Linked DNA regions of Mus musculus: region 2 is linked to region 1. Evidence: chromatin contacts called from ENCODE Hi-C or POLR2A ChIA-PET data. All regions are on one chromosome and are shown on one strand. Each heading gives the region's core, a stretch centred on a gene start or an enhancer-like site at or near the end of the contact. The rest is flanking DNA. Distances are from core to core; before and after follow the strand shown.

Region 1 (2,700 bases), core at 185-2,684:
TTAAATTATTGGGAGCTGAAAGCCAACACACAACAGTCTAGGTTTTGTCAGAGAAGGGAAGAAATGATTAGCAAGGTACTTACATGAGGGTCCGCGCGGGCAGAACCCAGGGCATGCAGATCCAAGAGGGCCTGATTCAGGTTCTTCTCCATGGCCAAGGCAGCTTCCATGGCCTCCTGGGTTTTACCCCATTCATCTTGAGATGGCTTCTGCACACAAGAATATCAAGCCTAGATTACATCCTTCACCCAGCCAATATAAAACTGACTGCACAGGAAAAGTGGGCACAGTGGGGAAAAATAATGGGATACTGTCTTTAATCCCACCACTGAGAGACTGGGCGAGAAGACAGGAGGATCTCTTGATAGGAGGCAACCTGGTCTACATTGTGATTTCCATGCTAGCTAGAGAGACACCGCCTCTCCCCAGCCCAGCAGTCCTCATCTGTATTCTGTAATTACCCCCATTTTCCAGTTTCTGACATCCTGGTGGGTTTAGTTGCTCTACATACTCCTATTGTCTACACTAGTCCTGCCACCACTCCCTTCCAAGACGTCTATCCGGATGCCCAAACTATGGGGATGGCAAGTAAACGCACATGCTCGGTAGTGCCCAATACCCCCGCTTCTTACCTGCACATCCTGGAAGAGTGCACGGCCCCCGCGATCGTTCTGAAACTCGAGGAGACGCTCCGCGCCCTCGCGCTTCTCCTCGGCCAATTCGCGGAAGAAGTGGCCTACGCCCTCCAGAGCCACGTCATCCCGATCAAAAAAGAAGCCCTGCGGGAGGTTACAAATACGAGTTAACGGAACGCGGTGGCTCGGCTCACACTGTAAACTTCAATCGCAACACTCAAGAGGTAGAGGCAGTACGTGTGAGATTTCGAGGGCAGCCCGGTCTGCCCAGCGAGTTCCAGTCAGACAAAACTACTATGTACACAGCGCGCAGGGAGAGGGAGAGGTCGGAGCACAGTCTCTGCCCTGCATGGAACAAAGAAGGCCCGCGCATGCGCAGGAGGGTGGGTGTGATGGACCCCCCCCCCCCCCCCCCGTTCAGAAGGCAACCCCGAGCTGCTCACCAGAGAGAGGTAGGTGTAGGAGGCCCGCAGGTGCAAGTTGACCAGGCGGTTCACGGCAGCTTCCACCTCGGTGGAATAATTCTGACGAATCTGAGAGGTCATGGCTGATCCGGAGTAGGAGCTAACCGCGAAGAGACGGTGCAGACTGGTCCTAGGAGCTGAAGGCAGCGAGGAGATGGTCCCGGAGGCTGCGACTGGAGAGACTTGTAAAGGCGGCTGGAAGCGAGTACAGTGGGAATCCCCGGGTCTGTTCCGTTCAAACACTGTTGAAGCAAGACACAGATCCACGGGACCTCCAAGGCGCTGCTCTAAGTCCCGGGCAAGGAGCGCTCCTTTTATAGCATGTTGACCCTCCGGAGGGAGGGGTGCCCCAGGCCCGAGACTAACCAATCGGCGGTGGCGTGAGGCGGAGACGGAAAAGTATACTTGACCAATCCGGAGCTGAGGGGAACCTCGCTCCCCACCCACCCAGTCCCATGAGATGAAGTCACGGGACTGGAGCGCGAGGCCTTGTGAAATGGAGGCTTGGGGGAGGGGCGGTGGTCCGGATCCGGAGGCGCAACCTGGAGGGGTCGCAGGGTTCTGGGCTCCGGGTCACTGAGACCCTGGGGAGGGGATGACTTCGAGGTCCTTTTCTGGGTGTCTCACAAAAGAGAATTTTGGGGCCTGAGAACATGGATCTGGGGATGGGCTGAGTGTGGGGTAATGTCTGTAAATGCAAAGGGAACCTCCATATGTCCAATTGCACACAATGAAGGGATATGTCACGTCATGAGGAAGTCTGGTATTCCAAAGATTCTAGAGATCTCCTTGAGGGAATGGAAGGGATGCCCAGAAGTATAGGGTTTTAGGTTCACCATAGGAACTAAGATTGTTTGCTTGTTTTTCTGTTTTCTGTAACCCAGGAGGTCGTGAAGCCCTTTGAGGGCTTGGAGTGGGCAGAGAGCCTTGGGTTACCGTGTGTGCACCTCCCTCGGGTGCTCTGGAAGGTGACATGTGGAGGCCCAGACAGGACTTTGGAGTTCTGGTCAGCCTGTCTGTCTGGGTCTGTGTCAGTGAACCTGTCTTTCTAGAAACAGACACGCATGATGGCGCTTGGAGAATTGCTGGGCTCCTTCCTGGAGTTTGGTCCAGAAGCCTCCTTGCAGGTTGCTCTTTTGGAATCAAAAGGCCCGAGAGTTAGGGAGAGCAAGAACTCAGGACCCAGAAACAGACAGTCAGTCTTACGCAGAACAGTTGGGGCATGCAAGGCCCAACTGGACTTTTGAGGACAGGACGGGCTCATACCAGGGTCTAATCTCAGAAGCCTGGGAAGAGAGCAAAGGGAAACGAGCCCAATCATGAAAAGGGGCTAAAGGAAGAAACAGTAAGATGGGTCAAGGGAGCCACGCGGAGCAGGAAGAATGTGCTGCTGAGGCCCTTAGTGGAAGGGGTAGCAAGGCCAGTTCTGCTGAGTCACGCTGAGCTCAGCTAGGCAGTGGGGCGGGCGGCAGGCCACACCCGGGCTGACAGCCAGAAGTCCCCCGGCTAAGGGGCTTGTGGTCTGTTTTCCCTGTGTGGTCAGGCAGCTGTACGGCTCTGGAGTGGCTAGCCTACACGTATCTTTCTCCTGACTTGACGTC
Region 2 (2,700 bases), core at 75-2,574, 78 kb after region 1:
CCCTACTTTTAAAATGAGTGAGTGTGTGTGTGTGTGTGTGTGTGTGTGTGTGTGTAATGCATCTAAGTGTACAAGTTCATATGCCTGGGTCAGTGCACGAGGCGGCCAGAGCTGGGCATCAGGTGAGCTTCTTTGCTGCTCTCCACCTTATTACCATGAGACAGGGTCTCTCATTAGGCTGGAAGCTTGCTGGATTAGTCAAGCTGACCAGCCTACAAGCTCTCAGCAGCATCTGTCTCGGATCCCCAGTTTCCTAGAGTATAGGGACACAGAACTGTGCCTAGATGGTTGGTTGGTTGGTTTCGGTTTTTTTGAGACAGGTTTTCACTATATAACCAGATTGGCTTGGCACTCAGATCCACCTGTCTTTGCCTCCCCAGGGCTGAGATTTAAAGTGTGTGCCACCTTTGCCCTGATTGATTGCTGTTTTGTGGGACAAGGGTTCCATTTGTCCTCATCCGAGATGGCCTTGAGTTTAGACCCTTCCTGTTGTGGGCCAATTTTTTTTTAAGATTTATGTATTTATTTAATGTATATGAGTGCTCTATCTTCATATACACCGGCATGCCAGAAGAGGGCATCAGATCCCATGTGATTGCTGGGAATTGAACTCAGGACCTCTGGAAGAGCAGCCAGTGCTCTTAACCTCTGAGCCATTTCTCCAGTCCCTGTGAGCAAATTTTTTTTTAAAAAGTGGGTTCACTCCCGATCTGGGGAGACTAATGCTGGGTAACTCAAGACCAAGAACTCAACCAAGAACTCAAGGACAGCCTGGGCTACAGAGACAGCCTGGGCTACAGAAGTGCTGTCTCAAAAAGCAAGCAAACAAACAAAAACAAAACAAAAACCAATCAAACAAACAAAACCCAACATCACCATCACCCCTCAACTTCCCCCCCAAATGTCAGACTGTCTTGGGCACTTTCCCATCCTGTCCCAGTTCCTAGATATCAGGGCACTGGGTCCTGTGCCAGTAGACCCAGTGTCCTGTTAGGAGCAAGAATGAGGAACAGGGGCTGGTGAGATGGCTCAGTGGTTAAGAGCACCAACTGCTCTTCCAAAGGTCCTGAGTTCAAATCCCAGCAACCACATGGTGGCTCACAACCACCAGTAATGAAATCTGATGCCCTCTTCTGGAGTATCTGAAGACAGCTACAGTGTACACATAATAAATAAATAAATAAACAAATCTTAAAAAAAGAAAAAAGAATAAGGAACAGATCCCTCTTCTTCTTCACTTGCTAGCGGACTCCCGAGGTCACCTGCACGTCCCAGGCCTGGGGAAGGTCCTGGGGGACCCGGAGGACCCCCAGAGGTGAACAGAAGGGAAGAGGGGCGCATCTCAGAATCACCAGAGGTAGCTCGGCTCTCCAGAGGTCTTGGCAGACATGAAACGCACACTCCCAACTCTACAGTGGATCTGCAGACTGACACCTGGAGTCGTAGAACCCGGAGCCCAGAGTAAGAAGGAACCCTTTGGGTGCTTTGTCTAATGGTAGGGCAAGGGAAGGACTGGTTGGCCCAGTGAGGCTTCTTTGGAGGTCTAAGGAAAGAGGGAGCTAGCTGGAAGCGTGGCTTAAGGGAAGGATGGGACCCCAGAGGCCTGGGTCAAGGCTTGGTCTTTTGCAGGTAAATGGATGCATATATTCCCAAAGGGAACACACCCACTCTGCCTAGCAGAGGGGCAGTGCGACTCAGGGAAGCCAGATACTCTTGTTGGGTAGAGAGATGGACTGGGAGCAGGAACTCAGGCTAACACAGTTTCCCGATTATCTCCTTTCCACAGGTTGTTCTCACCCCTTTCCCGGCCTCCCTCCCCTCTGAGCCTTCCCCGTCCTCGCTCTGCCCCGGCCCGGCGACCCCCTCTCTCAGCAGGAGACATCTCATTTCCTGCCCGACCGCATACTCCTTTGAGTCGCATCGATGTCCGACCTCCTCTGGATTGGGGACCCCAAAGACAGACCCTCTCCCGACCTCCCATTCCACGCCGAGGACCTTCCTCTGAAGCTGGCGGAGAACGGCCACCCAGGAGTCCCCAGCCCCGGACACCAGAGCAGAGAACGCAGGTGCTCGAAAGGAGCAGACTACATTTCCCACTAGGCTTCCAGGCTCGCTTTCTAGGCCAGTGATTGAGTCATGCTTCCCAGGAATTATGGGGATTATAGTTCACAATGCAACTGGTCATCTCCGCCTCCCCCCCCCCCCATATGGTGGTGCTGTGGGTGGGTGGGTGGGTGTACCATTGCTCCTATAGTGATTCCACGTCCCATCAGGTCTCAGGATGTGTGTGGAGGAGTTTTGGGGGGGGGGGGGTAGCGCGTGCTCGCGTACCTTTGCTTCTATGTATTGTGGGTATTGTAGTCCAGAACACTCTCTTTGAAACTGAGAGGCCAAAGCATAGTTTGGATTCCAGTTATTGTTTCAACATAGCCAGCCTCCTGACAATCCCTCTAAGAATCACGGGTTTATAGCCCAGAATATCGGAAGCTAATTTCCAGCAACCCCTAGTGGTTTTGCCATGCTAGTCCATTTATTAGCACCCTGTGTGTATGTAGCCAGTGTAGTTGAGGATGTGTGTGTGTGTGTGTGTGTGTGTGTGTGTGTGTGACTGTTCTAGGCAAGTACTTTACCACTGACCTACTCCACGGTCCTCTTTTTAGCTTCTCATTTTGAGACAGGGTCTCTCTAAGTTGTCCAGGT

Evidence for each region. A loop is a pair of places that touch in the nucleus more often than their neighbours do. ChIA-PET counts read pairs that join two places held with the same protein, here RNA polymerase II (POLR2A).
Region 2: POLR2A ChIA-PET joins it to region 1 with 11 read pairs in Patski. The contact joins the enhancer-like site here to the promoter of Ftl1 in region 1. A Hi-C loop is called at or near these places in 1 of 37 maps with a recorded cell type or tissue (heart). POLR2A ChIA-PET finds 5 or more read pairs at or near these places in 5 of 5 experiments (Patski and embryonic stem cell).

The regions. Positions count from the first base shown.
Region 1 is chr7:45,458,452-45,461,151 of GRCm38, forward strand. It overlaps Ftl1 (ferritin light polypeptide 1), which reads right to left and starts at 1,435. Exons shown (of 4, transcript NM_010240.2): 1 at 1,079-1,435; 2 at 633-779; 3 at 84-209. The coding sequence starts at 1,180.
Region 2 is chr7:45,536,412-45,539,111 of GRCm38, forward strand. Plekha4 (pleckstrin homology domain containing, family A (phosphoinositide binding specific) member 4) reads left to right here. Exons shown (of 20, transcript NM_001381849.1): 7 at 1,246-1,461; 8 at 1,787-2,066. Among named protein-coding and RNA genes, the nearest start is that of Plekha4, 8.2 kb to the left of the region's middle. Within about 2 kb of position 1,325, at least 1 of the 3 ENCODE cell types and tissues checked has a DNase peak (open chromatin) inside an H3K27ac peak, as active enhancers do; it is heart, where a contact is called at or near this core.